2 separate regions of the Homo sapiens genome follow, and region 2 is linked to region 1. Evidence: chromatin loops called from intact Hi-C (ENCODE). Cell type or tissue: heart left ventricle. All regions are shown on one strand.

Region 1 (5,000 bases):
GAATGACCTCATGGTGAACAGATGCACTTGGCTGTGAGCTGCAGTGATTACATCAGTCCCTCCCAGCAGTCGAGGGTGCCCATTCCAGTTAACCCTTTCAAGGCCTCTCTGCCGGTCCCTCTTTCTTGGTGATATGATTGAAAGCACAAATTTAGTCCCCCACCCCAATATGTGTGTGTGTGTGAGAGAGAAATGTATATGTGTATATAAATGTATTTATACATAAAACATATATATGTTAATTGCAACCAATATTTTAATACTGGCTACATTTTAGATTATTTAATGCTGGTCAAAAAAGGAAGGTAAACTATAGTGCTAGGTAAAAAAGTAGTTGAAATATCTTTACATGTCAGGTGTTATCAATACAAGTAATGGATGGAATAGATACAAGGTAGATACGATGGTCTTTAAAAATATTTTCTCATTAGGAAAATAGATTTTGTTTTGAAAGCTCTTTGAAAAATGCCGAGCGCTCATATATTAGCAGCTACACCACCATGTGTGGTTGACGGCGCATCCTGAACGCAAGCCTGTTCACCTGGCCAACCCACCCCCGCAGGGCTTGTTGGGCGGATGGGTAACAGCACCTGGATGGGGAGAGTCAGAAGCAGAGGGCATTTTCCAACAGTGGAAGCTTCAGGCACAGGCCATTCCCACCGAGTGCATCTCCCACTTTTACTTCAGACTTAAAGGCTGATTTTGGGGCTTTCCCTCTAGAAGTGGGGGCTGCATGCTGCTTTCTGGCTTGCTGCTACCAATACAGTGCAGAATGAATGCAGTGTTCAGGTGATGCTCCCTCTTCATTAATAATAAAGTCCTGGTGGTGAGGATACAAAGAAAACCTAGGAGCCCCTAATTCCTCAGATTGTGCATACGCATGTGAGCCCAAGCCCAAGGCCCTGCTTTGATGACACTGAGGGCCAGAGATGGTCTGATTGGGTCCTAAGTGCACTGTGGGAGCTTAAGCCGCTCAGGGTCAATTTTTCCAGTTGGCTTGTTGCTTGGAAGAACAGACTTCACCTCAATTTCTTAGTTTAAGCTGGCTGGCTCATCTGGGTTTGATCGCCCTTGTCCCAAGAACATAACAGTGTAAACAAATGACAAATGTTTTCATCTGTAGAAGTAGTAACAGATAGTGGACAGGGATTCCTCAAAAGCGAAGCCAGTATGTAAGCTAGAAGATGCTTCCGAAAACGTGCTTGTCTATGGTGCTGAAATGCTCTGTCCTCATTGTACTGCCCCACATTTCAGTTCAAATCAAGATTATATCTAGTTCATTCCTACTCAGCGTTATGAGAAGATATGCAAAGAATTAAAACAGAACATTATGCCTAGACTTAAAAATCACACTTAAGGATAGGCATGATAGACGTATAAAAATGTTTCCCACTCAACACTGAATTCCTTAAACCATGAACACTATGAAATGTAATACTGATGTTAATAATTTGAAAAGCGGAGGGAGTAGCATTTGTCTTGATATTCCATGTTTGGTTTCACGTTCCTTTTAGAAGAGTTCCAATGCCCACCCTCACATGCTGTCAGAATCTTCATTCTGCTAAGCAATTTTCAAAAATATGACGTTCTTGAAGAAGCCTATTGACAATCCTCTCCAAGTAGAGTTCTTAAAAACTCAAATTGCTCCTAGAATCTCACTCATTTCTATTGGTTTAAATAATTATGGATGTTTGGAAAAGATCAAATTAGTTTATACAGAGGCTAAAATATACATAGAAAACAAAGTCCATCATTATTCATTTTGATAATATCTTAATAATCTTAAGAATGTAACAGTTAAGGAATGAAAACATCTAGTTATTATTTACGTGTTTAATTTTAAGAAGTAAAAAGCTTTCTCAAGAGTTAAACAAACAAACAAAAAACAAAAAACAACCTGCACTGAAAAATCAAGTCCTCACGAAGAGGGGAATAATCTCATGAGGGTGGGAAAAAGCTGAATGAGATCTTTTTAAAATTAGCTTTGCTACAGATCCCTCATGTTCTTTCACTGAAAAATTAGAAACGATTTAAAATCTCTAGCCAGACCGAGTATGAAATCTTCATTTCCCTTGAAACGAATTTGTTTTTGTCTTAGATAGAATGTTGGCAGAGTGTATAAAAGAATTCAATTCACAGCTGTTCCACTTTTTTAATGTAAGAAACATTAATCAAAGCTTTAAGTTATAAGCTTTTCTCATGTTGCTTAGTATTCCAGTTCAACAAAGATCAATAGAGGCCATCCCAGTGTTCCTTGACGCCTCACCAGGAAGCAGAGGCGTGATTATGCAAATCACGCTGCTCCTGCACCTCTGCCAGCCTGCTTATCTCCCAAGCCTTCTGCCTGCTGCTCCTGGCTCCCTGCGCAAGTGCGTGCCTCTCCCTCTTATCTCCCAACAAAGCTCTGAGAGGCAAGGATTGAGGCCAGCGATGTTAAACAATGATGCATGGCTGATTTTATTTGTAAGTGATTTATTTCACTGGATTTAATTTTTTTTCACTTTGTGTATAAGATATTTGTTAACAAGTCAGAATAGGAGAAGTAAGGCAGTGTTCAGAGACAATTGACACAGGTTAGAAATCTATTAAGCACTCTAACAGTTTCATTTAAAGCAGTGGAAGAAGAAGGAAGCTCCTCACTGAGAATCTCAACATGCATTGGCTAAATATCCCATTTATTCTCTGAAAGGCAATTAATCTGTAATTATATGCAGAAATTTACAAGTAATAATTCTATTATTTGAAAGAAACACACAGTAATCACATAATCTGTTTAAGTGGCAATACATGTATTTTTCCCCCCAAACTGGAAATATAAAAAGAATAAAAACCTAAAAACAAGGAAATCTATGGAAACTTTCACAATTTTCCACTGGCCCTAATAAATGAAAATTATTGTAAGCTAGTTTCTAAACGGGTTCCACACCAGGTGCTGCTCCGGTCGGCGGCTTGTCCACATGACACAAACCACTCCAGAGAGACACGCACACTGCACTGCTGTAATGATGGACCCCGGGACACTGTCCTTCCATGTCTCCTGCATTAATCCCTGACCTTCGAATCTCGGCAGCATAATCCCCATTTAGCATTAGTAGCAACGGCTTCCACTGTGAGGAACTCTTTTTTGATAAGTAAGCACTGATTCGGGCATCGCTTTTAAACAGCATATTCCCAGCTCAGCAAGAAACCCACACTCCTGAATGAACCGGAGCACATTACTGAGAAAAAGTTCATTAACCTTGCTAGATTTGAAGGTTAACAGGATAGCTGAAGAAAGGAACTGAGTGAACAGCTCGAATACAAAACAAATTAAAATGAATGTCATCATTCCTTTTGATATTCATTAGTTGATTCAGAGGGAGAATGCTCTTCTTAAATTTGCAAAGCATTTATCTGTGAAAAACAGGTGTACATCTGCTGCTCGAATGCGTCTTAAGCGCGTGAGAGAAGAATAATGTAGACACTCACCCGTTCCGCTGAGGGAGTAGCTGGGAGAGGGAGAAAAGACTTGGGCTGCGAAATCCTCGAATGTCATTACTTCGCGGTGGTTCTGAATTATTGCTTCGAGATACAGAGCTCGCTCTTCATAGCTGCGGTAATCGGTTAAGGAAACAAGTGCACGTGCAAAGTGGCATGCAGAGCAGTGACAGAATTCACTTTTAATACCGTTGTGCAATTTTTTCTGTGTAAAAAAGTATCCTGCAGGTTCTTTACCATCTTGCAGAAAATTAAGTATTAGTCATAATTCATACCCAAATTCTGGTTTTGAGACCTAAGTTTCTCTTAGACTTTAATTGCATTAAATACTAATAACACTAAAAAACATGTAAAGCAACAGTTACAGAATAACATCATAAGATCATTAGGGTCGATTTAAACAAAAACAGGAGATACTGATTGCAATAGCATCTCTTTCCACTGACAGTGGTAGATCTTTTACATCCTATTTCAGTGGATAAAACATTCTTAGCCTACTGACATATGAGTTGATACTTCAAGCAACTTGGTGATACGACAGTGCAGACGCTTCTTAAAAATAAGAAGATGCAAGTTACTGGGAAGAGAGAAGGCTAGGAAGATAGATTCTGAGGGGGCATCAGAGCCTCTAACCAAGACAAGCTGTGAACATTGGAAAATAAGAACTACTATGTGAGAGAATCTACCAAGAGTGCACAGTGCAATTTAAAAAAAAAAGACTACTGCCTTTTAATTAAAACTGCAGTCTGGAACACACAGCATTCAAATGTGTAATCAAAAACCAGTCACCAATAAAACTTACAAGCGTAACACACTGAAGCAACTTTCCAGCTGTCTTAATAGGACCCCTGCGTGTGGCAGGCTTTCACAGGGCAGAAAGCAAATCTTCCCCTTTTGTGTGTGGCTTCTGTTTCCTTAGAAGGTGAATCATGCACTTCCAATAACAGGATAACGTCAGAACAATCCCACAATGGATGGAGGCACTGCACATACGACGTTATGAATTAACACTTGGGGAAGTCCGCATGACGTCTCATTTTCCCCTTCCTCATTATCAATGCAAAAGTTAAAAGACATGTTTCAGTCGTTTTGAAAATCATGCTAATTCTCCGGGAACACAGGGAATGCGGATCACCATCAGTTTATTATTGGCAGCTCCAGAAGAGGAAAAGTAACTCTAGCATTTCTCACTACATTTTCAAACTATCTTTTCAAAATGGCCTCTTTAAAAATACAAGTTGGTGACAATTATGTCCTTTCAATCAGCCTTCAAGACAGCACGTGTTTTTAAATGGTCAAATACTTTTCTGCTTTCTTATGGCAAAGTGTGCACACCGATCTCTAAATGCAGGCTCTTCCTCTCCCTACTCCTTCAGTTATATTCAGAGGATAATTTTCATACCGTGAGGAGACCAGAGGCATTCTAGGGCTGTGCTATCCCATACAGTAGCCACAAGCCACACGTGGATATCTCATTTTAAATCTGAATTAATTAAAGTAAAGAGCTAAAATTCAGTTGCTTT
Region 2 (5,000 bases), 66 kb before region 1:
CAGCCAAGTGCCGGGGCCTGGGTTAGCTTCTACCTCGTGTTACCGTCTACATAGGCAACTCCCACATCTCCATTGTCACTTCCTCCTGGGAGCCCCCACGCGCCTTATTGGACGGCACTGCTAGGGAGCGCGCACCCTGTTCCCAGTGCGTGCCCCACTTAATCACAGCTCTTGCTGTGATTTAAGGAGAGTGGAGAAGCCACTGTTATCATCTTGACTTTCCCAGTGAAGAAACTGAAGTTTAGAGGGGTTTTTGGAGTTTTTTGTTTCTGTTTTTGTTTTTTTTTTGAGATGGAGTCCCCCTCTGTTGTGCAGGCTGGAGTGCAATGGCGTGATCTCAGCTCACTCCAACCTCTGCCTCTCAGGTTCAAGCGATTCTCCTGCCTCAGCCTCCCGAGTAGCTGGGATTACAGGCACCCGCCACCACACCCAGCTAATTTTTGTATTTTTGGAGAGACAGGGCACCATATTGGCCAGGCTGGTCTTGAACTCCTGACCTCAGGTGATCCGCCCGCCTCGGCCTCCCAAAATGCTGGGATTACAGGCGTGAGCCATCGCGCCCGACCAGCTTAGAGATTTTAAATCAGCTCCATGGTAACACAGCAAGCTTCACACTCCGGGGTGTCTCACCCCAAAGCTGGGAACATGGTTACTGAACCATACAGGGCCGAAGTGCGTGTCCTGGGACCTTCTCCTCAGTGCCCCCACTTTTCAGTTTCACTCCCAGGGTCCAGCTGGGAACTGTAAATCATTTCCTAATCTGAAGCAGGCTTAGATTGGGAAACAGAGGTTTAAAGTTAAAACCAAACAGCAGTGGCTTAGGATCCAGCAAGTAAATGCAGCTGAGGGAAGTGGAGGGCTGGGTGGCTGAATGCCCAAGTCAGAGGCTGCTGAAGGCGTGCATGTGGCAATGGAATCCACTAAAGATGCTGCAGGCCAAACAGAGCCCTACACTTAACCCAGGGCTGCAGGAGGCCAACCTAACTGGAAACCTGAACCCGAGTTGTAAGGCTGGGGCTCACTGAATGCTCAGCTCCTCAGACACCTTCCTTCCTTGCAGAATGTCATCCGCAGCTTCCTACTGCCCCTACAGTAAAGGGCCCTTCGTTTCCAAGTGATCCCATCAAAACTCTGTGCCTCCGTCTTTCTTAACCCCAGATCTGAGCTCTTCAGTTAACATTGTGCACAAAGCCAGGGGGTTTTAGTCTTAAAGCTTAAAAGGGAAGCCATGGAAACTGTCAAGCCCAAGGCATCCACCACGTTTCATACAACTCACTGAGATACCCTCAAACTTCTACCTGTGTACGGATATTTGCTGTGGACCCATTTATGAACTCAGTGTGGACAGCAGGCCCAGGCAGCAGACCAGAAGTGGCCACGGACCTTTGCCCAAGACACACTAAAGGCCCTCCAGCCATTCTTGTGGGTCTTGTAGATTTCCAGAAAATGAAACCTCCGGAAGAAAAAAATCTCCACTGGAGGATTTTTCTATTTGCAGCATTTCGTTTGTCAAATGGGAAAGGCCACAGGAAGTGGTGATGCATAGAGTGGTGTCTGCCTAGCTCAGCTGGACTATGCAATGTGGCCTCTGCCAGACCCTCCCATTCCTGCAGAACCGTGGCCAGCCGTCCCACCTCAGAGAGCTGTGGGGGAGTAGCAGAGGGGAAGTGTGCGATGGCACAGAAGAGTGGCCCAGTGAGTGCTGACCACCACGAGCAGCAGTGGAGGTGACAGTGGAGAAGGGCTGCTGTGGAAACGACAGCCACACAATCAGATATACAGGAATTTCACCAAAGAGTCTGGTATTAGGAAAATAAAATAAAATGAATAGCCTGCACTAAAGAATAATCATAATTTATTTTCTCAAATATTGAAATGAGGTACAAATGGCCAACAGGTATATGAAAAATGCTTAACATCACTAATCGTCAGAGAAATAAAACTCAAAACTGCAGTGAAACATCATCTCACCCCAGTGACAATGGCTTTTATCCAAAAGACAGGCAGTAACAAATGCTGGCGAGGATGTGGAGAAAGGGGAACCCTCACATACTGTTGGTGGGAGTGAAAATTAGTATAGCCACTGTAGAGAACAGTCTGGAGTTTCCTCAGCAAGCTAAAAATAAAGCTGCCATATGACCCACCAGTCCCACTGCTGGGTATATATCCAAAAGAAAGGAAATCAGTATATCGAAGGGATACCTACACACTCATGTTTATTGCAGCACTACTCACAATAGCCGAGATAGGGGATTAACCTAAGCATCCAACAAGTGAATGGATAAAAAAAAAATGTGGTCTATATACACAATGGAATAGTACCTAGCCATAAAAATAAGGAAATCCTGTCATTTGCAACAACATGGATGGAACTAGAGGACATTATGTTAAGTAAAATATCCCAGACACAGAAAGACAAATATTGTATATTCTCACACATGTGTGGGAGCTTAAAAAAAATAAAATTTAACTCTTGGAGATAGTAGAATGATGGATACCAGAGGCTGTGAAGGGTGGCAAGAAGTGGGTGGATAAAGTGGGGATGATTAATGGGTACAAAAATACAGTTAGATAGGATGAATAAGATCTAGTATTTGGTAGCACAATAGGGTGACTATAGTTAACACTAATTTATTTTATATTCTAAGATAACTAAAAGAGTGGAATTGGAATATTTCTAACACAAAAAAATGATAAATGCTTGAGGTGATGGATACTCCATTTACCCTGATTTGATCATTACACATTGTATGCCTGTATCAAAATATCACATGTACTCCATAAATATACACAACTATTATGTACTCATAATAATTAAAATTAATTTTTTTAAAATATTCAAATGATGTAAACCATTTTATTTCACCTTCTACCTTGTCTTCAGGGAAGTATACAAGTTCAATCCCATTAACTATCATATCCTAGAGCTTGGTATATCAATTTTCTTCTTCCACATGTAAAGAAAGGAAGAAAAGACCATTATCTATCTATTATCTATGAATATTGTTAGAAGTCATCTGTTATGAAGATTAGAATCATTATAACATGGGCCGGGTGCAGTGGCTCATGCTTGTAATCCCAGCACTCTGGGAGGACAAGGCAGGCAGATCACCTGAGGTCAGGAGTTCGAGACTAGCCTGGCCAACATGGTGAAACCCAATCTCTGCTAAAAATACAAAAAATTAGCCAGGCATGATGGCAAGTGCCTGTAATCCCAGCTACTCAGGAGGCTGAGGCAGGAGAATCTCTTGAACTCAGGAGGCAGAGGTTGTATTTAGCTGAGATTGTGCCACTTTTTTTTTTTTTTTTTTTTTTTTTTTTTGAGACGGAGTCTCGCTCTGTCGCCCAGGCCGGACTGCGGACTGCAGTGGCGCAATCTCGGCTCACTGCAAGCTCCACTTCCCGGGTTCACGCCATTCTCCTGCCTCAGCCTCCCGAGTAGCTGGGACTACAGGCGCCCGCCACCGCGCCCGGCTAATTTTTTGTATTTTTAGTAGAGACGGGGTTTCACCTTGTTAGCCAGGATGGTCTCGATCTCCTGACCTCATGATCCACCCGCCTCGGCCTCCCAAAGTGCTGGGATTACAGGTGTGAGCCACCGCGCCCGGCCGATTGTGCCACTTTAGTCCAGCCTGGGAGACAAGAGCAAAACTCTGTGGCTTATGCCTGTAATCCCAGCACTTTGGGAGGCCGAGGCAGGTGGATCGCCCGAGGTCAGGAGTTCGAGACCAGTCTGGCCAACATGGTGAAACCCTGTCTCTACTAAAAATACAAAAAACTAGCTGGGCATGGTGGTGGGCGGCTGTAGTCCCAGCTACCCGGGAGGCTGAGGTAGGAGATTTGCTTGAACCTGGGAGGTAGAGGTTGCAGTGAGCCCAGACCATGCCATTGCACTCCAGCCTGGGCGACAAGAGCAAAACTCCGTCTCAAAAAAAAAAAAAAAAATCTTCATAACATTTATTTTTAAAAAGCAAACTCATTCCAAGATATCTGAAATGCCCTTGTGGAGGTAAAGAGAGGAACACTGGCACTGCATTATTTAGCTGCAGGCAAAGCCACAGCATCACTGACCAAGGTGAAATTTTATTCAGTCAAAATGATCCTTCAAAATCCTTTACGAAAGATATAACAATTATAACCATATACTCACTTAACAAAAGAACCCCAAAATATATTAATAAAAGCAGAATTGAAAGAAGAAATAGTTCTAAAACAATAATGCAGACTTCTGTATTTTACTTTCAATAATGACTAGAACAACCAGACAGAAAATCAATAAGGAAATAGATGACTTCAATAGCACTATAAGCCAAGTGGACCCAACAGTCGTGGATGAAATTCTCTGTTCAACAGTAGAATGCACATTCTTCTCAAGTGCACACGGAACATTCTCCAGGATAGGCCATATGTTAGGCCACAAAACAAGTGTCAATACATTTTAACAGATTAAAATTATTATATTCTCCAACCACAACAGAATGAAGCTGGAAATCAGTAACAGAAGGAAGATTGGAAAAATTCACAAATTTGTGGAAGTTAAATAACACATTCTTAAGCAACCAGTGGGTCAAAAAAGAAATAAAAAAGGGATATTAGAAATGCTAATAGATGAATGAAAACTAAGATACAACATACCAACATTTATGAGATCCAAAGAAAGCAGAATTTAAAGCTATAAGTGCCTACATAAAAAGAACTCAAATCAGTAACCTAATTTTATAACTTGAGGAACTAGAAAAAGAAAACCAAAGTAAGCCTAATGCCAGCAGAAGAAAATAATAAGGATTAGAACAAAGATAAATGAAATAGAGAATAAGAAAATAGAGAAAATCAATAAAACCAAAAGTTAGTTCTTTGGAAAGATCAACCAAATTGATAAACCTTTAGCTAGACTGCCTAAGAAAAAAGACTCAAATTACTAAAGTTAGAAATACAAGTGGGGACATTACTATCGACCTTATGGAAATAAAAAAGGATTATGAGAAAATGCCATGAATAAT

What was found. Peaks named below come from ENCODE experiments on the same cell type or tissue, not always from the same donor. Only the 100,000 strongest peaks of a DNase experiment are listed, where the experiment ranks them.
Region 2: a loop joins it to region 1, with 2.9 times the contacts of the local background. A loop is called at or near these places in 2 of 110 quality-filtered maps.

What each region holds. Positions count from the first base shown.
Region 1 is chr20:20,408,559-20,413,558 of GRCh38, forward strand. It overlaps RALGAPA2 (Ral GTPase activating protein catalytic subunit alpha 2), which reads right to left. Exons shown (of 40, transcript NM_020343.4): 38 at 3,469-3,590. Among named protein-coding and RNA genes, the nearest start is that of INSM1, 43 kb to the left of the region's middle. RefSeq lists an enhancer at 2,019-2,653. In heart left ventricle, no CTCF peak of the experiment used is centred here; a DNase peak (open chromatin) is centred at 2,323.
Region 2 is chr20:20,342,591-20,347,590 of GRCh38, forward strand. All of the region lies in intron 26 of CFAP61 (cilia and flagella associated protein 61), which reads left to right. Among named protein-coding and RNA genes, the nearest start is that of INSM1, 23 kb to the right of the region's middle. In heart left ventricle, no CTCF peak of the experiment used is centred here; no DNase peak of the experiment used is centred here.